Regions from separate parts of the Homo sapiens genome. Here regions 1 and 2 are each linked to region 3. A link is a loop called in an ENCODE intact Hi-C map of the cell type or tissue named here. Cell type or tissue: IMR-90. All regions are shown on one strand.

The links. Hi-C counts contacts between places; a loop is a spot of excess contacts. Peaks named below come from ENCODE experiments on the same cell type or tissue, not always from the same donor. Only the 100,000 strongest peaks of a DNase experiment are listed, where the experiment ranks them.
Region 1: it touches region 3 in a loop (5-fold over the local background); 6 of 110 quality-filtered maps call a loop at or near these places.
Region 2: a loop joins it to region 3, with 3 times the contacts of the local background. A loop is called at or near these places in 6 of 110 quality-filtered maps.

The regions. Positions count from the first base shown.
Region 1 is chr10:32,947,985-32,955,984 of GRCh38, forward strand. The region is part of intron 1 of ITGB1 (integrin subunit beta 1); the gene reads right to left. Among named protein-coding and RNA genes, the nearest start is that of ITGB1, 6.2 kb to the right of the region's middle. In IMR-90, no CTCF peak of the experiment used is centred here; no DNase peak of the experiment used is centred here; H3K4me3 peaks cover 2,999 bases; H3K27ac peaks cover 1,743 bases.
Region 2 is chr10:33,125,628-33,133,627 of GRCh38, forward strand. No RefSeq gene overlaps it. Among named protein-coding and RNA genes, the nearest start is that of IATPR, 13 kb to the left of the region's middle. In IMR-90, CTCF peaks have their summits at 3,198 (motif pointing left) and 3,861; DNase peaks (open chromatin) are centred at 744, 4,064 and 4,604; H3K27ac peaks cover 3,069 bases.
Region 3 is chr10:32,791,416-32,799,415 of GRCh38, forward strand. All of the region lies in intron 30 of CCDC7 (coiled-coil domain containing 7), which reads left to right. Among named protein-coding and RNA genes, the nearest start is that of SNORA86, 110 kb to the right of the region's middle. In IMR-90, a CTCF peak has its summit at 4,361 (motif pointing right); no DNase peak of the experiment used is centred here.

The DNA of each region.
Region 1 (8,000 bases), 160 kb after region 3:
TAAAGAAGTAACTATGGTTGAATTTTTTTTTTTTTTCAATTGTAATTATAACCAGAAAACTGACTGGATCCACTTTAGGGAAGACACAAGATATGAAAGAAAGGATAAAGTCTGAAAGTTAGAAGTAACACAACTACAGAAAATAGATTAATGTGGATTGTTATAGCTGTTCATACACTGACATCCTCAATATCAAAACCTTATTATACTCTTTATAGATTCCACATCCAAGTAGAATTCTATTTAATGTGCTTTCTAACAATCAGATTCCTGACAAATGTGTTCATAAAGTAATAAAAGCAGCAAAACCTTAAATATTTTATACTGACAAAATATTTAAGGTAGTAAATGTTAGACAAAATACAAATGCTCTGAACACTAATATCATAAAAACATAGTAGACAAAATACAAATGCTCTGAACACTGATATCACAGAAACCCTTAAAAAAAGATTGAGGGGAGGGAATAACATACCTAATACAAACAGAAATAAGGAGGAAGCTTTGAGGTTTGCTATGCTTTGAACGTGTCCCCAAGGTTCACGTGTTGGAAACTTAATCCCCAAAGCAACAGTGATGAGAGGTGGGACTTTTAAGAGGTGATAAGGTCATGAGGGCTCTGCCCACATGAATGGATTAATGCTATTACCACAGGAGTGGAGAATGGGTTCCAGATAAAAGACGGAGTTTGGCCTCCTTCTCTTCTCTCACTCTCTTGCCCTTCCACCTTCTACCATGGGATGATGCAACAGAAAGACATTAGATGCCAACCCCTTGATAATGGACTTCCCAGCCCCCAGAACCCTGACATAAATTACCCAGTCTGTGGCATTCTGTTATAGCAGCACAAAGACTAAGACAAGGTTCTTACATCACAAGGAAGCAAACCCCCCTGAAAGGACTAGAATACCAATTCTGTGTTTTATTAATCAAACCCAACTAGCAATATGATTTCGTTCAGGGACTGCTGCTCACTGTGGATTACTGAAAAAAAAAAAAAGACTGACTTCTCAATTGAGAGGGCCAGACTAGGCACAGGCAAGAAGAAGAGTATAATACACTAAGTTTTGATGATTTAAAGTAATTTGTAACAAAAAGTTATTTCATTTAGAACTTTAAAAAATTAGAATTTTATTTCAGCACCTTCAAATGGATATGATAATAATAATGATAAAATAATAGCATCTATCTCCTCCAGGTAACTCAATGAGGTGAAGAATAATAGTGTCTTTGTTTTACAGATGAGGAAACAAAACCAGAGAGACTAAACAACTTGCAATGGTGGAATCAAAAGTTGCACAGGTGGAATTGAAACCTGACCATCTGTATCCAGAAGCTATGACCTGACTTCATTAAACTGTAATTTTTTCAAAGCCTACTTAATCACTATTTTAAAACAAAGAACATCCTTCTAGTGTTAGAACTGACTCAGGGCACAGAAATGGAAAGGGCTTATAATGTTCTATGAGTTTATTTCTTGGGCATTTGAACTTAATAGAGGCCAAGAAAAGTTATTTTAATTGCCATATTTCATAAGTACAGACAAAGGTTTTGTGTCTTGTTCCTATAAAAGCATTTCACCTTAAGGTCATTTTTTACCATATGAAATTTTATCTAAGGGGTCATAATTCATTCCCTGAACAATAAACAATCTTAAACACCACCCACAAATAATCTCATTTTAGTGGTTAACCCAAATATGTGCAATTGTTTCCACTGTCAAAAATAGTGCATAATTGTTTTAATCTTCACTGTAAACTAATCTTTATCCATAAAAGTATGGTTTTATATCATGTTCAAACTTTTAAATACACACTCATTATTTATTAATTTTTTTAAACAATTTTACAAATAATTCATTTGGCATTTCCTTTTAAATTTACAATCTTTAGAAACTTTATATGGACTATCTTTGTAGAAATTAAACAACTACACTTTAGAAAAAAATTGTAACATATGTAACATATGTAACATGTTATGTTCATTTCAGAGTTGAAAAATAAGCCACCTAAAAGCCAACTCAAATAAAAAGAATACACAAAAGATTTCACAAAATCTCAAATCTTTTCACCTTAATAGTAGAAAAGATTCTGATACCTATAGAGGTATATCATAAATGTCTCCTAAAAATTATAATAAACTTGGATTCATCCCAAGTCTGTTCTACCATCATTATTTTCTGTATCTGCTTTTAAAAGGGGAAGAAATAGGCCAATAACAGATTTTAGTATTTAAAAATCAATATATTCCAGAAGAAGAACACAGAGCCAAATTGAAAGACATGAGGTTCCTCCCACTTATCCCACATAGAGAGTAATAAAAACGAGAAAAACATGAATGGAAGAAACTGAGAAATCTTTCTGAATTCTGTACCATCTGAGAGGGTGACATGTGGAGATGAGTTCCTCCCATGGAAAGGGAACCTTTCCCCTTACAGGAAGAACAATTAAAACTCAACACTTTTTTTCCTTCCATCTGGCAGGAAGAGGTGTGTTGGTCACTACAGAGGTGTTTATGGCCCAAATATTAATAAGCTAGCATTAATGATTAACAAAACTTCGCAGAAAGAATAGAGAAGAAAAAAAAGGAGACATGAAAGAGAAGAGGCTAAGGGATCCCAAAGATGTAACACCACATTTGAAGTCCTCTTCTCCTCTCCTTGACAAACAGAAAAGTAGTCTGAATTAGAAAACCATCTAAAATTCACCACTCCCACCCAGAAGAAAAATGGCTTTTTAAAGAGCACTAACCCCTTCTCACACAATGATAATGATAGCCTGGGCTAAGAAGCTCTAACAACAAAGGTTTGGCTGCTCCAAAGCTATAGGTTCACAAAACAATTTGAAATCTGAGAACAGCTCACAACACGGCGAGATACTTTAAGAAAATTATACAACAGATTGAAGATAAAATTCATCACTAGTGACTCTACCCGCCTTCTCCAGGAAAATGAAATATGGAAGATTTTTATCACCACCCAATCTACAAGTGCAAGGGAAAGATAAATAATGGATATAGTACGCATTGGCAAACAAAATGCCTAAAGATAATACGTTGGGGGTAGGGGGAGGTAAAGCCTGGAAACTTAACACCTAGGAAAGACTTCCACAGAACAAAAAGTGAAAGGAAGTCAGTGAAGAATCTTCTTTAAAAATAAGAGAAAATCTAGATCTCATTCTGCTCTTCAAGAAAGTCAGAAAATCTCAAATAGATCTTGACAGTGATCAAAGAGCAAAACCACAAAAGTCGAGGAAAAGTAAACAGAACTAAGGAAGAAAATTTAGGCTGGAATCCTCTACAGAACTCATAGACACCAAGAACAGAATCAACATAACAGGAAAATCACACAAAATTCAAATAATTCAAGCCAATGAGAAACGTTGTCTAATGGTGATCTCATAAACAGACAACTGGTACAGCACCACCACCACCACCAGCCCCTCCCTGTCCTGAAAAAAAAATAGCTTTATGTGAGAAACGGGAAAAAAATGAAGCATTTAATTCAAATGGGGGTAAAGGGGCACAAAATTAACTCAAGACTTCAGAGGATGAACGTAAAAGCAGAAAAATACACTATAAACAAAGCTATTAAGCCATAATATGAAGGGCTGATCCAAAATGAGCAAAAAACCTGCCCGAACTTAATTCTTCCCAGCTCCTCCTTCCACTCAAAAGGTAAGACATTATTACCTAGCAATTGATTGTTTTTCAAACCAGCCTAGTATGCTGTTCCTTCTTTCCACTCTCTATGCCTGCGGACTTTTTTGCCTTTCCCTGTGAGGAGGAAAGAAGTTGGGAACGGTTTTGGTTGAGAAAGTTTACTTTGGGGCAAGTTGTCAAAGATAATTGTGAGTGGAGCCAGCAAAAGAACCAGCATGATCAACGGTATCAATAAGCACCTGAGAGCAAGACTTATTCCCCGTAATTTCAATTAAGGAGAATTATCTTCTCAAACTGCGTAATTATATCCACTTTTTAAGCAGATCATTCCAAAATGCTTCCTTGATTAAAACTAATTTTGACCACATCTTTTGTCACATCTTCCTCTCCATCCTGTCTGTGGTGGAGTGCATACAGTATTTTAAATACATGATAAATGTTTTAAAACCATGATAAACATAGGAAAAAAAGTTTCTCATTTTACACATCAGTAAGCTGTAAACAGTATCTAATTGTTGGAAAGATAAAATATGATCATTATATGAAAGCTCTTATCAGCAAATATATTTCTAGGTGGTCAGCAGCTCATAATTTACATGATTACCAAATTTGCTTCTTGTTCTCCAACTCATTAATCATGGCCTTCTAAAACAAGAACCTCAGTGACTCTTTAATAAATGTTTCTCAATCTTTTTAATCCATGCTTCTTTAATAAGCATAAATCTTACTCCCTATTGTACTTTTTTGTAACATTTTTCTAACATAACATTATACTACCAAATGTGCTTTTTCAAACTCCAATTTCCTCCTCCAATAAACATGACCCTGTACCACCCCTTTAAAAGAAGCACTGAAATCATAATATGAAGAAAATCATACATAAACCATAAAATATTGTACATGGAGAAGAATAATCTATTGCTAATTTCATAGATTACGAAAGCTTAAGTTATTTACATATTCATTCAATAAACATTTATACAGAAAAATGTGACTTCCATACTCCAAATGGTACATACCTAATTTCGTATGTAAATATTTTCCTCATCACTCCACTGAAACTATACTCCCTACACAAAATAGAATGCTGATTTTTCTTCTTCCTTTCTGTCTTTATTGCCTCTTCATCTCCTCACCAACCACAATCAACTTAATTAACTACTCCTTCTCTGTGGTTCCAAAACAGCTTTGATAGTGCCCAGCAGAGTGAATGACAAATCTTCAGTGATGCTTAATAATATAGTGTTATTTCTATTCAAACTTCTATTGTAACTAATTGTATTCATGTCTGTGTCTCTCATCAGGCTAGTATTGGAGGGCAAGAACCCAGGCCTTCATTTTATATAGCCTTCACATATCCTTCTGATATATATGATATTATACATAACTCCTAATAGGTAACAAAGTGGCCAGGTACTATCTGTGAAATTAGATTGGATTCTTCCCATGCTGTCCTTGAATGTGACAACCATCTGTCATCCAACCTTCGCTCATACCATTCCAAGCTCAGGCCTCATCTCCTACACAACGTGTTCCAAAACCACACAAGCCAATGCTGAGATTTTTCTAACATTGTTAGGGAATATTACATGGTACAGTATTTTATGGTACAGTACATTGTATAAAACACTCTTTGGTATTTATGTTTTCCTGAACTGAACACAACTTGTTCCAATTAGACAACAGACTCAACATCAAAGAGCATGCCAACTTCTTGATTCATGTCCACTGAGTAAAGCATTTTTCAGGTAACTGGTACTCAATGTACTGATAGAATAAAATGTAATGTACAGCCAAGCTACATCCTGATGCAGAGCTGACAGGGACAGATGTTGCTGGTCAGCGCTGGCAGGTATCCTTAACAGAGTAAGTGGCACAGTGCCTACACTCTCTGGTGATACAAAAAAAAAAAAAGTTGCTCATGGAGAGAGAACTGCACTCTACTTACATCAGGCAGCAGCTATCCTCCAACTCCTCGAACGAGAGAATGAGAGAAACATGCAGGCTGCTTTATAGGGTAGATGTGGAAACCAACGCTCTGGAAGTACAGTACTCTGACAAAGGTCACACAGAAATTCAGTGGCAGACCCGGCACTGACACCCAGGTTTCCTGTCTCCCAATCGAGAAGCCTTTAGTACATCAAACTGCTTCTCTGATCAGGTATCTGAAAATAAATTACCACAAAGAAATGTGACCAATGAAGTCTTTCTGTCTTTAACTCAAACATGCCAATCACTGGAAAAACCCAGAAATACCTATGTCACTCACAAAAATGCCACTCAAAGGAATTAGAAGTTCAGAGAAGAAACTGGGGAAGGTAAATGCTTTTCTAGATTCCTCTTCCTCCACCCCCCCTTGACTATTAAAAGTGTTCCCAGGTCCTCCTTCAGCCCGTTTTTCACTCCACACCCTCCTTTGGTGTTTGCATGCACAGCCTATAGCTTCAACCAGCAATAGACTAAGAATTGTCAAATTGAAATCTCTCAGAGTTTTTTCTTTTTTTAAGCTCTCAATCTGTGTATTCAACTGCAATTTAGACATCTCCACCTATGTCCCATGGTCACCTTAAAAAAAAAAACTTGGCCTCATAAGGTCATCATTTCCCCTCTGCTCCAGCCAACCAGCACCCCCAGCTTGTGGTCACCCTCTCACCTCAGTGAACAGCACCTCCTAGCCAGAAACCAGTGTCACACTGGGTTTCTTTTATTTCTCTTATCAAGTCTTATCAGTTCTCCCTCCCAAATACAGTAGTTCTTGAACCCCACTCAAATCATCCTCCATATAGGGATCTGCAAAGCTTTCTGACCACTCACCTTTATCAGCAAAAAAATTCTAGGCATACCTGTACCCAAAATAAATGCAATTTATAAATTCAGATACATGTACTTCTACAGCAATATAGTAAGATTATCAATCATAATCAAAATTTTAAATTTTAAAGTGATGAGATCAACAAACATAATAGTAGACCTAAAATTTTCTCCCTATACTTCAGTGAGTCTTTTTATGCATCCCTGGAGATAGGAACCTGTGCTTTGAAATTATGTACAATGAGATTGGTCCTATAAGAAATACATACATATATGTGCTTGTGTGTATGTGTGTATATACATATGTATGTGTACTGGAGGCAGCTTTTCTCATGCACACACACGTTTCATGAGGTGATATGCACACGCTTAAGCATATTGCTAAATATAGTTAACTCTACCTTCTAAAGTCACAAACCAAACGGCAAGTTTAAAGTTAGCTGACCTCTAAAAACTCACAGCCACTTTTAAAACAATAACAAATGTACAAAGTATAGTTTGGATCCTTTTGTACACAGCTCCTGAAAGAGAGAAACTTTTTTTTTCACCTACCGACAGACATATTGGAAGGCTGCTAATATTCTGACTTTTACGGACTGTACCCCCTTTAAGCTGGGTACATACCATAATATCTTTTCAGTTTTCCACAGCTATAGATACCTCTAGCATAACACTTCAGGATTCAGAAGACGAATGTACCTTTCTGTATCTTAACGTCTCTACTCCATACCTCCCACCTCTGAAAAAATAACCAGCCAAACTCTCAGAACCTAAAACCAAGTCAGAGTAAACACTGCTAATACAATACAGGTACTTACATATTTACCCGGCATAATCTCCAGGATTCCACCCACAACCTAACAGATCCTAACTCTCTGGCAGAGTGAGAAAATCTGCTAATATCTAACAGAAGTCTAAATGAACCCTTTCAGATACATGCAGCTTGTTACATATTCAGAAAGTTAAGTTCTCTGAAACTTTTACCAGTTACAAGATGTTTCAGCTTATCACACTAGCAGCATAGTTAAGGGCAAACCAGAGCAGCTACAGAATATTAATGAATATGTTTTCAGACAGAACACTATACTACTCACCGCTGTAAGCCATAACTTACTTATCAAGAAGCCAAACAATAAAAGCATTACAATCAGTGGCAAGCACGCTTAGGAAAACTGGCACCATGTTAAGTTGTTTGACCACTTTTCATTATTATAATATGACCAGATGTCCCCAGTGTCACTCCCAGAGTTAGGAAGAACACCAATGTAGAGCTACATTTTCATTCGTGATGGTAATTCGGGGCTGATTTAAATTAAATTATACTGACCAGAAAGCTGCCTAATTGTTAAAATTACTAAATCCAGTGACTTTCAGAATTGCTGATTCCATGCTTCTCATGTGCAGAATGTTGAGGGTATTAAAAAATAACTTTAATATAGAACTTTACATTAAGAAAATCACAAACACTTAAAATTGTAGGTTTAGGTCTGAAGTCAACACAGACGAGTTAAACAATCTATTTGCTTCCT
Region 2 (8,000 bases), 330 kb after region 3:
GCAGACATGTCTTCTTTTATACATTCCTAGAAAGTGTGTAAACTAGTGGGCATTGTTTTTAAAGCACCAGGAAGATTCAGGGAATGCCTACTAAGTTACTTGTATGATATGAATAATAATGCTCAAATAGAGTGTGTCACCTTGTGAGTGTGGATTTAACAATGAAATCAGACCTTAAGCCTGTAATGCTACGAACAGAGGAATTGTGAGGGGTGGTTTCTCTCTTCCCCTGCCCTTGGCCAGGGCCCATCACCCCTGGAATCACTACAGAGTGCTGAGTATCTAGGGTATTTGTTGAGATTGACAGGCGCGGATATCTCACTTCTTGCTTTGGGAATTTCCTTTCATGTTTAATAGCCTCTGAAGGCAAATGGAAGGTGATTTTCCAAGCCATTCCCTCTGCTTGACCTATTTCCAAAAGCTGTGTCCCTGCCTCCATTTCCTGCTCATTTCTATGAAAGGAGAATGTGGTCATGCTTCCGACTTCGCCCGTGCCCTACTTCTCTCTTGAGATCTGAGATATTCTTAGGAAGTCGGTTCAGAATTCATAGTCGGGGCAAGAGGTGGGTCAGCCAGTCCTTCTCAAGCCAGAGGAGAGTAGGGTGTAGCTGACCCTTCTGGAGTTTTCTCTGGGCTGAAAGCAGGCTTCCGGGAAACATGGCTCTTCTGCTCAGCCGTTCCCAAAAACGAGTGCATAGATCTGTGTTGGTCACATCCTGTGTGTGTGTCTGTTCTGCCCAGGCCGCATGAGGAATAGAAGATAAGCTCACATTTCCTGCCTGCCAGGGACTTAAAGACTTTCAAGTTGTCTCTTGTTCTCTGGGCTCTTAAGCTACACCCAGATCTCTGTAAACTTATGCTCACTCTGGGGGAAGATGGGCTGCCTGGGCCTGCCCTTTGCAGCTCCAGAAAAGAGGACTGTCAATCAGATGACTCTTTAAAATAATTTTTTAAAAAAATATTTACTTATTTATTAGAGATGAGGTCTCAGCTCTGTTATCCAGGCTGCAGTGTGGTGGTAGTGGTGCAATCATAGCTCACTGCAGCCTCAAACTCCTGGGCTCAAGCATCAGTCGGATGACTCTTGACCTCAGGGACAACATACTAGTTTGGGAGTCACAGAGGAGAAATAATTAGCAAGCAAAGCAAGACGGCATGTTTTATTTCAGGGTTCCTCTTAACCATGATGCCCATCTCCCACACCCTCACCCCTGGCAGCCACCCTCAGCTAGATGCTCAAGGACTTTCTCTTTGCTATTCATCCTCATTTCTAAACCATACATTTTACTCACCTACCCGCAGGAGAAATACCGTCTGTGGCCCCAGAGGAGGCGGGCAGCAGCAGGATATGGGAGGTTCTGCTGGGGACTGGTGCCACGTGCCCTCTGCCACCCCACCCCACTAGCTGATGCCACCCCATCACCCACAGCCTCTTTTAGTGCCTCTGAATCAGGCACAGGCTTTTAGACAGTGCTGCGCATTCCCTCAAGTTCAGTAAGTCCAGGAAATCTTTACCATCCACAGCTCAATTGAAAACAAAACAACGTGGCCAGGTGTGGTGGCTCATGCCTGTAATCCCAGCACTTTGGGAGGCTGGGGTGGGCAGATCACTTGAGGTAAGGAGTTCGAGACCAGCCTGACCAACATGGTGAAACCTCATCTCTGCTAAAAATACAAAAAATATTAGCAGGACATGGTGCCTGTAAATCCAGCTACTCAGGAGGCCGAGGTGGAAGGATCACTTGAACCTGGGAGGTGGAGCTGAGATCACGCCACTGCACCACTCCAGCCTGGATGAAAGAGTGAGACTCCGTCTGAAAAAAAAAAAAAGAGAGAGAGAGAGAAAGAAAACAAAACAACATTACCCCCATGTTTTCCCCTTCCCTGCTAAAAACAAATCCAAAAATCCACACTCTATTCCAGGGAAATAAATGGACATTTAGGGTTAAGATACTGAAAAAGATAATGTTACCTTCCTCTCAGCTGCCTTATTTGGTTGTTTTAAGCTAAATGGAAGATTCTTGTTTAGAATCACAAAAAGAAATAATAACACCACGTGGACCTGGACGCAGACATCCTCCGCTTTGCTCCACAACCCTTCCACTGTGCTCCCTGCACTGGCGGGCAGGAATCCTGGGCGCTTACAATGCAGGGGAGCATGAGCGTTGGGAGGGGAGGGGGTCTCTGCCTCAAAAACCCAGTACATGGCAGCAGCAGTTCAGTTGTTTACAAAATAGGGACTGATTCCCTTCCCTTCCCTTCCCTTCCCTTCCCTTCCCTTCCCTTCCCTTCCCTTCCCTTCCCTTGCGTTCTCTCCCCGCCCCTCCCCTCCCCCCCGCCCCCTCCCCTCCCTTCCCCCCTCCCCTCCCCTCCCCTTCCCCTTCTTTCCTTCCCCCTTCTTCCCTTCCCTCTCCTCACCCACCCACTTCCCTTCCCCCCTCCCTCTCCCCTCCCCTCCCCTCCCATCCTCCCCTCCCCTCCTTTCCCACTCCTCTCCCCTCCACCCTCTTCCCCTCCCTTTCCTCCCTTTCCCTTTCTTTCCTCTCCTTTCCCTTCCTTCCCCTTCCTTCTGACAGATTCTCGTGCTGTTGCCCAGGCTGGAGTGCAATCACATGATCTCCGTTCACTGCAGCTTCCGCCTCCCAGGTTCAAATGATTCTGGTGCCTCAGCCTCCCAAGTAGCTGGGATTCAGGCATGTACCACCAAGCCCAGCTAATTTTTGTATATATATATATATATATTTTTTTTTTTTTTGAGATGGAGTCTCTCTCTGTCGCCCAGGCTCGAGTGCAGTGGCGCGATCTGAGCTCACTGCAAGCTCCGCCTCCCAGGTTCACGCCATTCTCCTACCTCAGCCTCCCAGGTAGCTGCGACTACAGGTGCCCACCACCACGCCCGGCTAATTTTTTTGTATTTTTAGTAGACACAGGGTTTCACCATGTTAGCCAGGACGGTCTGGAACTCCTGACCTCAAGTGATCCACCTGCCTAGGCCTCCCAAAGTGCTGGGATTACAGGCGTGAGCCACCGCGTGGCCTGAGTTTCATTGAAAAAGACCACGTGTGCACAGTGCCTGGGGCACGTGTGGTCCTCAGTTCCCGAGATTTCCCTTTCTACAAGAGCAGTGACCAAATTTTAGGCCTCTCCTTAAGGCACCTTCCAAGATGCAAGTCCCCACCTGGTGGCCAGTCAGGCCACATGGAAGTGCATGAGGGTGGGGACACAAAAGTATCCTACACTTGCAACTCTTTATTTTCACTTTCTGCACTTTTTTCTTTCATCTTCTCTTTTTTCTCTGGTTCTCTCCTTTCTCCTGCTAGCTCAATTTTCCCTCCCCAGGTTTTTGGAACCCAGAGATCTGGCTTTCTACTGTTTCACTTTGTGCCCTTAGAAAGGTCCCTTCACCCCCTTGGGGCTCTCTCCTCTTGAGGAGAGGGAGGAAGTTGGATTACAGTTTAGGAAGATGTGATTGGGGCTGATCTAGTTGAAATGATGACCGAGGGCTTGGAATTCCCTCCAAATGCTCTAGCCAGCCCACCCAGGGTGCTTTCTTTTTGATGGGGTCCCAGGGACTTCTCAGCACTTCCACACCACCAAACTCTCTGATTGCTGAGTCGGCTCTAGTAAGTATTTTTCTTTTTCTCTTCTGCCCACACTTGGCAGTGTGGGGACAGAAGGAAAGAAGCTGGCGATCCCATGCCAAGCTGCTGAGGCAGTCTTTTCTCTAAAGTGGTCATGGAGTGTGTGTCATCCTCTGCAAGGCATGTATCTGCCAATGCAGGGGTGAGGCCTCGGCCACCTCCACCCTCTGCCGGAGCATTCAAACGTCTCCAACTACAGCCATTCCCCTGAATGGCTGCAGAGGTCAATGAAGTAACGTCTGAAAATGCTTGTGGGATCTTTGGGTTTCCAAAGCATTCTTCTTTCTAACTCTGGAATAAGGCTCTTCCTTAAAAATAGAAAGCCATCTGTGGGGTGAATTTTAATATACTGTGCACAATAATCCCATCCTCATGCTGTGGTTGTGTCCACAGTCCTGGGGCAGGGCCAACATGTGACCACTTAAATTATTTATCAACAAATTTTTCTCCTCACGTCCACATGGATGTTGAAATGGTTTTCTAATTCATTTTTAAAATATGCTCTGGGTTCATGACCCCAGCTTCGGGGAATCATGACATCCTCATCACTTGACAGTGCCAGCAATCAGTCAGCTCCAAAGAGCATGTGTACTTCAAAAAGACTGACTCAGCCCAGCCTTAGAGGATTCTCCTTTGGGGTGCAGGACTGGGTTCAAACTGAGTTTTCCAACACTGGGCGAGTTTCAGCAAAGTAGGGCTGGGATAATGGTGCGGCTCTTGTGATTAATCTACTCCAGGAAAGGTTGAATGAGAAGTTAATGTGGATCCCCCAGAAGCTGCAGAGGGTTAAGAGCTTTTATTTTAGCGAGAATTTAAGATGCGAGGCCTGTCAGGTGCACGTGCCATCAAAAACATGACCTAATCCTATTGATTTTCTTTTAATGTTCACAGACTGGGAGCCCCGGGAGGGAGGCAGACAGCACCAATGCATTGCGCAAAATGTCTAGTTTTCAAACCATGTAAACTTGGTCTGGGAAAAGAGTGGGCTCTGTGGAATGTTGCTCCTTCAGCAGCTGATGTGAAGATGCTTATGGTGACCACAAGCCAAGCCTCTGCAGGAGGTTATAGGAGCCCCAGCTCATATTAGGAATTCTAAATTCAGATAAAGCTGGATTATTAGATTGAACTCTATGAAATTGTTCAATATTCAACCATCTTTTACCTATAAAAATGGCTGTTTCATATGGTTTGACATGCTGTGTATGCTTGAGACTTGACTGTGACCTTCTTATCTCATGATGGCAAGAAAACCCCATGTGGAATTTAGGTGAAATCCTACTTGTCCTCCAAGGCCAGGTCTTGGGGGATTCATAGAGCATCCTAGGCTAACATGACTTTAGGCCCGTGAAGCCACTCATGGTTTCTCACAACCCAATCAAAACTAATCTCCCCAGGCCAGATGTGGCAGCTCACTCCTTTACTCTCAGCATTTTGGGAGGCCGAGGCAGGAGGATTGCTTGAGGCCAGGCTTTCAAGACCAGTCTGGGCAACATAGCGAGATCCTATCTTTCTATAAATAAATAAGAATTAGTCTTCCTCACCCTGGCGTATTGACGATAGTTAGCTAACACTATTTATGAAATAGATACCTTTAGTTATAGCTATTGCTGTTCCTGAATGCCCTTTAAAATGACAAATACTTTGAGGATGTGAGCCGTCATGGATATCTCTGTATCTCCCGGTGCCTTTTCACAGAGTAGGCATTCTTCATTGTTATTGCTTAACTACCTGAATCTTGATACTTTTACTCAGTAGCAAAACGGATCATGACCAGTTGGCTCTTTTCAGAATTTATAATGGGGCTATAGCTTTTCCTTCATAGACCTTTAAAAAATTGATTACAGTCCTTTAAATTGGAGTTAAAAGATTGTTATCTTTTTCTTCTCATGAACCATATAACATTTCTATGAGCACAAATGCGTTTTGTGAGTGTTGATGTGAATTCAGAGAATGCTTTAGATCAGCAGTCCCCAAACTTTTGGGCACCAGGGACCAGTTTTGTGGAAGACAATTTTTCCACAGAGAGGGACAGGAAATGGTATTGGGATGATTCAAGCACATTTCATTTATCATTATACTTTCTTTCTTTTTTTTTTTTTGAGACGGAGTCTCGCTTTGTCACCAGGCTGGAGTGCAGTAGCGTGATCTCGGCTCACTGCAACCTTCGTTTCCTGGGTTCAAGCGATTCTCCTGCCTCAGCCTCCCAAGTAGCTGGGACTACAGGCGCACGCCACCAAGCCCAGCTAATTTTTGTATTTTTAGTAGAGATGGGGTCTCACCATGTTGGCCAGGATGGTCTCGATCTCTTTACCTTGTGATCCACCTGCCTCGGCCTCCCAAAGTGCTGGGATTACAGGCATGAGCCACCGTGCCTGGTCTATCATTACATTTTCGTAAGGGGCCATGCAACCTAGATCCATCGTGTGCACGGTTCACAATAGGGTTCGCACTCCTGTGAGAATCTAATGCCATCACTGATCTGACAGGAGGCAGAGCTCAGCTTCCCTTGCTTGCCCACCCCTCATCTTCTTCTGTTTGGTCTAGTTCCTAACAGGCTACAGACTGGTACCTGTCATGGCCCGGGGGGTTGAGGATCCCTGCTTTAGATCACAGCTGATCAGTTTCCCCAGTCTCACACTGCACTTAACTACAGTTTCTCCTTCTGTGTCCCCAGTAGGGGTGGCAGAAAGGGTCACAATGGGGCACAGAGGATGTTACAGTTACCTGAACATGTGCGACTAGTCCACATGGGTGCACACTGTATATGACAGGAAGGCTTCAAGTTCAACCTGGGTTAAATGAAACATGCCATCATTCCATCTTTCTTTCCCGTGCCCTCTTCTGCCGACCTGCTCCCCTTCCTGGGTGTCTGGTTGCAGTGAGTGGCTCTGATGTTCTCCCAGATGACCAACCTCAAAGACCAGTACATCCCCTGCCCCACACTGTCCCCCACATCTGTCTGCTCTGTCTCTTTCCATTGTTACCACCACTGCCTAGGTTTCTAATTATCCACATTTCTTCTTTTTTTTTTTTTATTTAAGCAAGCATCTCACTCTGTTGCCTAGGATGAAGTGCAGTGGCACAATCACAGCTTACTGCAGCCTCAAAGCAATCCTCCCACCTCAGCCTCCCTAGTAGCTAGGACCACAGGCATGTGCCACCAGTTCAGCTATTTCTTTATTTTATTTTTTGTAGAGATGAGGTCTTGGTATGTTGCCCAGGATGGTCTCAAACTCCTGGGCTCAAGCAATCCTCCTGCCTCCACCTCCCAAAGCGCTGAGATTATAGGCATGAGACACAGAGCCCAGCCACTGTCCGCATTTCTTTCCTGGCTTCCTTACTGGGTTCTCTACTTTCACTCTTGCCTTCTTCCTCTCTTCCACCAGCATAAGTTTTAGAAACTGCACTTCTGATCATGCTGCTCTGCTGCTTAAAATCCTTCATGCAGATCATGTAAGACCTTCCTGATCCAGTGCTGCCTTGCCCTCTAGAACCCAGGGTGCCTTTCTCCCCTCTGCAGTTCTACTGCGCCACCTGCAGTTTCTCTCTCCTGTGTTCATGTGTCTACTCCCTCTGAATGGTAGGCTCACACCCTCCACCTGGCCAACTCTTACTAAATCTTGGGCTTCAACTCAAGGATCACCTTCATGGTTCACTCCACCAGGCTGGGCTGTGTGTCCTGCCCAGTTCCTATAGTGCCCTAACTCACTTTTTTAAAAAAATACTTTAAGTTCTGGGGTACATGTGCAGAACATGCAGGTTTGTTACATAGGTATACACTTGCCATGGTGGTTTGCTGAAGCCATCAATGTCATCTACATTAGGCATTTCTCCTAATGCTGTCCCTCCCCTAGCCTCCCACCCCCCAACAGGCCCCAGTGTGTGATGTTCCCCTTCCTGTGTCCATGTGTTCTCGTTGTTCAGCTTCCACTTATGAGTGAGAACATGCGGTGTTTGGTTTTCTGTTCCTGTGTTAGTTTGCTGAGAATGATGCTTTCCAGCTTCATCCATGTCCCTGCAAAGGACATGAACTCATTCTTTTTTATGGCTGTCCATTATTCCATGGTGTATGTGTGCCACATTTTATTTATCCAGTCTATGATTGATGGACATTTAGGTTGGTTCCAAGTCTTTGTTATTGTGAACAGTGCTGCAGTAAACATAAGTGTGCATGTATCTTTACAGTAGAATGATTTATAATCCTTTGGGTATATACCCAGTGATAGGATTTCTGGGTCAAATGGTATTTCTGGTTCTAGATCCTTAACTCACTTTTAACAGAGCTATGGGGGCTTTCAGCTCAGCAGTGGCTCTTCTTAGCAGGGGACTGAATGTGTTCCCTTTGCCAAAGCCTACTTT
Region 3 (8,000 bases):
TAATGATTTTAAGGTAACTCACTAAGATATAAGAAAATACAAATAGACAGTTCACTGAGATCAAGAAAATAATTCATCATCTGAATGATAAAGTCAATAAAGCCAAAGATATTATTTTAAAAAGGAGATAAACAGAAATCTTGGAGTTGAACTCAGTGAATGAAATAAAAACTGCAATTGAGAGCTTTGACAGCAGACTAGATCAAGCAGAAGAAAAAAAATCTGTGACCTTTCAGATAGGTCTTTTGAAATGACTCTATCAGAGAAGAAAAAAAGAATGAAAAAGAATGAAGAACACTAAAGGACTTATGAGACATCATTAGGTTAGCAAACATTGACATTACAGGTATTAAAGAAGGAAACAGTGGAGAAAGGGATGGAAAGCTTATTCAGTGAATTAAATGATGAAAATTATTTCAAGTCTGAAGGGAGACATGGATGTCTAGATCCATGAAGCTCAAAGTTCTCAAACAGATTCAGTCCAAAAAAGTCATTTTCAAGGCACATTATAATCAAACTGTCAAAGTCAAAAGAATTTTTAAAACAGCAGGAGAAAAGCATCAAGTGACATCGAGGACATTTCCATCAGATTTCTTTGTAGAAATCTTGCGGGCCAGCAGAGAATTGAATGATATGTTCAAAGTGCTAAAAGAAAAAAAAAATTAGTCAAGAATACTATACCCATCAAAGATGTTCTGAGAAATAAAGGAAAAATAATCTTTTTACAAACAAAACGTGAGGGAATTTATTACCACTATATTTGTCTTACAAGAAATGCTCAAGGGATTTCTTCAAGTGGAAATAAAAGGACAATAAATACTATCATGAATACATATGGAAGTATAAACTCATCATGGGTAGAGATAAACAAAAAAATCCAGAATACTGTAATGGTGGTATGTAGATCATATATATCTCTAGAATAAAGGTTAAAAGTCAAAATTGTCAGAAATAACTAAAGCTACAATAAGTTACATAATTCAAAAAGATGTAAATTGTGACATCAAAATCATAAATGGGGGAAGATACAAATCTACAGTTTAGATATGCGACAAAAATAAAGTTGTTATCAGCTTAAATTACTTGCTTAAAACCTAGATGTTGGCTGGGCATGGTGGCTCATGCCTGTAATCCTAGCACTTTGGGAGGCTGAGGTGGGCAGATCACCTGAGGTCAGGAGTTCAAGACCACCCTGGCCAACATGGTGAAACCCCATCTCTACTAAAAATACAAAAATTCGCTGTGTGTGGTGGCATACGCTTGTAACTCAGCTGCTCGGGAGGCTGAGGCAGGAGAATCACTTGAACCCAGGAGGCAGAGGTGGCAGTGAGCCGAGATCACGCCATTGCACTCCAGCCTGGGTGATGGAGCAAGACTCTGTCTCACCTAGATGTTTTATGTAAGCCACAGGGTAATTATAGCAGATTTACAAACAATAAAGAGAAAAGAATCAAAGCTTAGAACTACAAAAAATATTAAATCACAAAGGTAGGCAGCAAAAGAGAAGGAAAAGGGCAAAAGATCTACAAAATAACCAGGAAACAAATAACAAAATGATAATAGTAAGTTCTTACCTATAAATAACCTTGAATGTAAATGGAATAAATTCTTCAATCCAGGACATAGATTGGCTGAGTAGATTTTTAAAAATACACCTTCTTCTTATTAGGGTGTATTAATCTTGAATACTTTCACTTAGGTGAAATTTGGTGTTAGTCATGCAATTCAGGGAAGACTTTAGAATACAAAGGATTTACTGACATGATTCTTTACTACTTTTATGTCTGGTAGTAGATTACATATGTCCATTGGAAGATTACATAATCAAGGCTGAACAACTAAAAGGTTATTCCCTTCAAGAATAAAATTTTGAGCCATCTTAACTAGGGAAGACCCTTAGGTAGCCAAGCAGTTGGCTGTGGGAAAGGGAGGACATGGAATTATTGGTGGAAAGAAGTGAAAAATATAAATTGAAGCCTTGTAATGGATTATAAATCCATTACTGTAGTACCTGTACATATTTTAATGTATATATTAGTCATGTTTTTTTCTCCCTTTCTGTCTCTTAGTCTTATGTGTTTTGATATTAGCTTTACAATTTACTTATAAATCAAAAAACATCTGAATGAGATCAGAAAGACAGAATAACCTTTATTAGTACCACTTTTGCTGTATCCCATACATTTGGTATGTTGCATTCCCATTTTCATTTGTTTCAAGAAATTTTACATTTCCTTAATTTCTTTATTCATACATTTGTTATTCAAGAAAATGTTGTTTAATTTCCATGTGTTAATACAATTTCCAAGGTTTGTCATATTATTGATTGTAGTGCATTTATTACATTGTGCTTCAAAAAATGCTTGGTAGAATTTCTTTATTTTTGAATTTATCGAGACTGTTTTGTGGTATAACTATGATCTATTCTGGAGAATATTCCATGTGCTGACAAAAACTGAGTATTCTACAGCAGTTGTGTGAAATAGTTTCTAAATGTCAGTTAGGCCTGTTTGGTCTAGTATGTAGTTTAACTTCAAAGTTTCCTGTTTTTCTACTTTTATATTAGGTTCAGGGTATATGTGGAGGTTTGTTACATGGGTAAATTGCATATTGCTAAGGCTTGGTGTATGAAAGATCTCATCACCAAGGTGGTGAGCATAGTACTCCATAGGTAGCCTTCCCACCCATGTCCCTCTCCCACTCTCCTCCACATCAGGCAGTCCCCAGTATCTATTGTTCCCATCCTTGTGTCCACATTGCAGTATTTGGTTTTCTGTCCCTGCATTGTCTTAGGATAGTGGCCTCTAGTTGCATCTATGTTGCTGCAAAGGACATGATTTTATTCTTTTTTATAGTTGCATCATTTCCGTGGTGTATTGTACCATATTTTCTTTATCCAGTCCACAGTTGATGACAATCATGGTTGATTCCATGTCTTTGCTATTGTGAATAGTGCAGTAATGAACTTTTGAGTGCATGTGTCTTTTTGGTAGAATGATTTATTTTCCTTTGTGTATATAACCAACAGTGGCATTGTTAGGACAAATGGTAGTTCTATTTTGAGTTCTCTGGGAAATTTCCACACTGCTTTCCACAGTGGCTGAACTAAGTTACATTCCCACCAGCATTATTATAGAAGTGTTTCCTTTTATTTTTCAACATTGCCAGCATCTGTTGTTTTTTTGACTTCTTAAAAGTAGCTGTTCTGACTAGTGTGATATGTTATCTCATGGCTTTGATTTGTATCTCTCTAATATTAGTGATAATGAGCAATTTTTCATATATATTTTCATATATTTGTTGGTGCATGTATGTCTTCTTTTGATACATGTCCTTTGCCCATATTTTAATGGGGTTATTTGCTTTTGCTTGCTGATTTATGTTCCTTATAGATTATGGATATTAGACTTTTGTCAAATGCATAGTGAGGGTGAACAGATCAGACTTTCCCCAGTTCCATAGGAAAGTCAGCCCTGTTCTCTCTAGGTATGGCAGCCTACTCAGGCTAGAGACGTCCCTTCCTTAGGAGCTGTTCAGGGTCTGGAAAGCATCCTAGTGCTTGGCAACCCCATGTAGGGTTCCCAGATTTCTCCCCATTTAGTCTTGGCATCTGGATCAATCAATATTGAATAGATTCAATATTTCAGTTGAATCTATTTGGTTTTCTCTGACTTTCCTATACCTGAATATTTATATCTTTCTCAGGGTTTGGAAAGTTTTCTGTTATTCTTAAAAATAAACTTTGCATTCCTTTTTCTTGCTCAGTTTCCTCTTGAACAGTAATAATTCTTAGATTTGGTCTTTTGAGGTTTTTAAATATTTTGTAGGCAATCTTCGTTCCATGTCATTCTTTGTTCTTCCCCCCTTCACTCTGTATTTTCAATTAGGTTTTCTTCAGGCTCACTGGTTTTTCCTCTGCTTGATCTATTCTGCTGTTGAGAGCCTCTAAAAATTTTTCAGTTAAGCAAATGTATTTCTCAGCGCCAAGATTTGTTTGATTTTTAAAATTATTTCAATCTCTGTTAAATTTCTGTGATAGATTTCTGAATTGCTTTTATTTGTAATCTTGTAGACTACTGAGTTTCCTTAAAACTTCTATTTTGAATTTTTGGTCGGAAAACTCTCATCATCTCATTAGCATCAGTCATTGTTTTTTTGCTTTTCCAATTGAAGAAGTCATGGTTCCTTGTTTGCTGTTATTTATTGGGGATGTATTCCTGTATCTTTGCATTTAAGGATTAATTATTTATTTGTCTTCTTTGTCTGGCTTGTTTTGGGTTTTATTAGATACATTTGCTTAGAGATTCTTTGCAATTTCCATATTAAATTTTTTTCACTGCCTTATTTTTGGCACTAGGTGGAGCCTTAAACCCAGGTTTCCCTTGGCCTTAGTAAACAAAGCAATGCCCTTCTCAAAGTGGGGGTTCCCAAAGGTGTGGGAAGGGTAGCTGGAAGTTTGTGCCCAGAGGACCTGTGGAATATACCTCCTACACAATAGTGCTTCTTATATGTTATTAAATTTTCTCTTGCTGCGTTTGGATCCTATATTTGTTTTGGGCCTTTGAGAGCCACTCTTAGTAGCCACTGATTTGACATCCCCTTTGGCCAAGTTACAGAGCAGTTTTGAGGGCTAAGGATGATAGGCTTACTTCTCCCTCTGTCTCCTCTGTCCTCAGGGATATTTCTCACTTCAGGCTCTCTTATTCTTCCCAGGGATTGAGGCAGGGACAAGTCGCTGTCTGCTTTGAGTTTTTGTTGCTTCTCTGTGGTCCTAAAAATTGTCTCATTCTCATAATGGGTTCTTGGATATTGCTGGTCATAATATTGATGCTGTATATTTCTTTATGGCTTTCTGTGGGGGAAAGGGAGTAAAGCCAGATTGCTTCTATGCCAACATTTTAAAATCAGAAGCTTTCAATACTCAATTATTGTTTAGTAATCTCCCACCAACTGTCTTAAGTCTGTGGGTTCTCATTTGCTCACAGATAATTCTGCTACAAACCTCACATCTGCCTGCATTTCTGGCTGCAACTATGTGCAAAGGATAATGGCATATCTTCTATCTCCCAAATATAGTATGGATATCTTTTTTTGGTAAATTCTATCTTAGAAAAATACAGAGAAATGGATTTAGCAATGTAGTTTCCTAAACTTTCTGTGCAGAGAATAGATCTTAGAAACATGGAGCAATGATACTTATTTGCCATGCCCAAAATGCTTCTTTCAGTTTCTCAAATGTTTTATATTTCACTCCATCAGAGGACCTTTGCACTTGCTTTTCACACTTTATGAGATATCTATTTCCCAGAATTCAGTATTTGGAATTCCTGAAGAAGAATAAATAAAATGTACAATATATTATAAGGCATAATTGAAGAATTAATTTTACAATAATGGATGACCCAAATTTATAAGTCGAAAAGACATCCCAGGACAAATTGGGAATTAATAACATATAAAAATAACCTGGTGAAATTTACTGGCCTTTTAAAATTATTTTAAATATACAGAATTCTAGGGGCATCAGACTTTACCCTCTCCTCCAAAAATTCCACACAAAATTTAAAAGACAATCTACTTAAGACGGGGGAAGAAACAAGGTGACCTCAGAATTGTTCTAAGAAGTCATTATATGAAAAGATACTTGCACACGCATGTTTATAAGCAGCATAATTCACAATTGCAAAAATGTGGAACCAACCTAAATGCCCATCAATCAACGAGTGGATAAACTGTGGTATGTGTATGTATATATGTGTGTGTGTGTATATATATACGTATATATATACACACATATACACACACACATATATATGTGTATATATATGCGTATATATATGTGTGTATATATATGCGTATATATATACATATGTGTATATATACATATATAATATATATCATGGAATACTACTCAGCCACAAAAAGGAATGAATTGATGGCATTATCAGTGACATGGGTGACATTGGAGTCTATTATTCTAAGTGAAGTAACTCAGGAATGGAAAACCAAGCATTGTATGTTCTCACTCATAAGTGGGAGCTAAGCTACGAGGATGCAAAGGCATAAGAATGACACAATGGACTTTGGGGACTCAAAAGCAAAGGGTAGGGAGGGAGTAAGGGATAAAAGGCTACAAATTGGGTGCAGTGTATACTGCTCGTCTGATGGGCGCACCAAAATCTCACAAATCACCACTAAAGAACTTATATAACCAACACCACCTGTTCCCCAATGATTATGGAAATAAAAACATAGTTTAAAAAATAAATAAAAAATAAAACAAAAGGGAAAAAATTTGCTAGTGGGTCATTAGGGGTGATGGTGAGTGGTGCCACTTCCACCCCTTGATTACTGGACCCATGAATCCTGGCTATGGGGGAACGAGTACCACAAACTGGGTGTTGATTCAGAGCATATACAGCCTTCTGGAGAACTTTGCCCCAGCCCTGTAAAGTATTGCCACCTAATTGGCATTGTAATTGTGACTTCAAAAGGCCATTCCACCTTTCTATCAATCCAGCTGCTTCAGGATGATAGGGAACATGGTAAGACCAGTGAATTCCATGAGCATGAGTCTACTGCTGCACTTCTTTATCTATAAAGTGAATACCTTGGTCAGAGGCAATACTACGTGGAATACCATGATGGTGGATAAAGCATTCCATGAGTCCATGGATAGTAGTTTTGGCAGAATCATTGTATGCATCATAGGCAAACGCATAACTGGAGTACGTGTCTATTCTGGTGAGGACAAACCTCTGCCCTTTCCATGATAACAGAGGTCCAATATAATCAACCTGCCACCAAGTAGCTGGCTGATCACCCCGAGGAATGGTGCCATATAGAGGGCTCAGTGTTGGTCTTTGCTGCTGGCAAATTGGACACACAGCAGTGGCCGTAGCCAGATCAGCCTTGGTGAGTGGAAGTCCACATTGCTGAGCCCATGCGTAACCTCCATCCCTGCCACCATGGCCACTTTGTTCATGGGCCCATTGGGCAATGACAGGCGTGGCTGAGGAAAGAGGCTGAGTGGTGTCCACAGAACGGGTCATCCTCTCCACTTGATTATTAAAGTCCTCCTCTGCTGAGGTCACCCGTTGGTGAGCACTCACTTGGGATACAAATATCTTCACAGTTTTTGACCATTCAGAGAGGTCCATCCACATACCTCTTCCCCAAATGTCTTTGTCACCAATTTTTCACTCATGCTTCTTCCAAGACCCTGACCATCCAGGCAAACTATTGGCTACAGCCCATGAATCAGCATATAATTGCACATCTGGCCATTTCTCCTTCCATGCAGAGTGCACAACCAGGTGCACTGCTCAAAGTTCTGCCCACTGGGAAAATTTCTCTTCACTGCTGTCCTTCAGGGATGTCCTAGAAAGGGGCTGTAGTGCTGTAGCTGTCCACTGTTGGGTGGTGCCTGTGTATCATGCAGAATCATCTGTGAACCAGACCCTACTATTCTCTTCCTCTGTCCACTGATCATAGGGAACTCCCCATGGGGCCACTGGTGCAGGCTAGGGGAGAGAAGGCAGGGTGGCAGGAGTGGGGACCATGGGCATTTGAGCCACTTCCTCATGTAACTTACTTGTGCCTTTAGGAGCTGCTCGAGCCCGATCATGTATATACCACTTCCATTTGATGATGGAATGCTGCTGCGTATCACCTACTTTATGGCTAGATGGGTCAGAAAGCACCCAGTTCATGATAAGCAGTTCAGGTTGCATTGTGACTTGATGACCCATAGTCAAATGTTTAGTTTCTACCAAAGCCCAGTAACAGGCCAAGAGCTGACTCTCAAAAGGAGAATGATTATCTGCAGAAGACGGCAGGGCCTTGCTCCAAAATCCGAGAGGGCTCCACTGTGATTCACCTATGGGGGCCTGCCAATGTCTCCAAACAGCATCCCTATCTGCCACTGACACTTCACGCACCATTGGGTATGCTGGGTCATATGACCCAAATGGCAGAGCAGCTTGCATAGCACCCTGGAC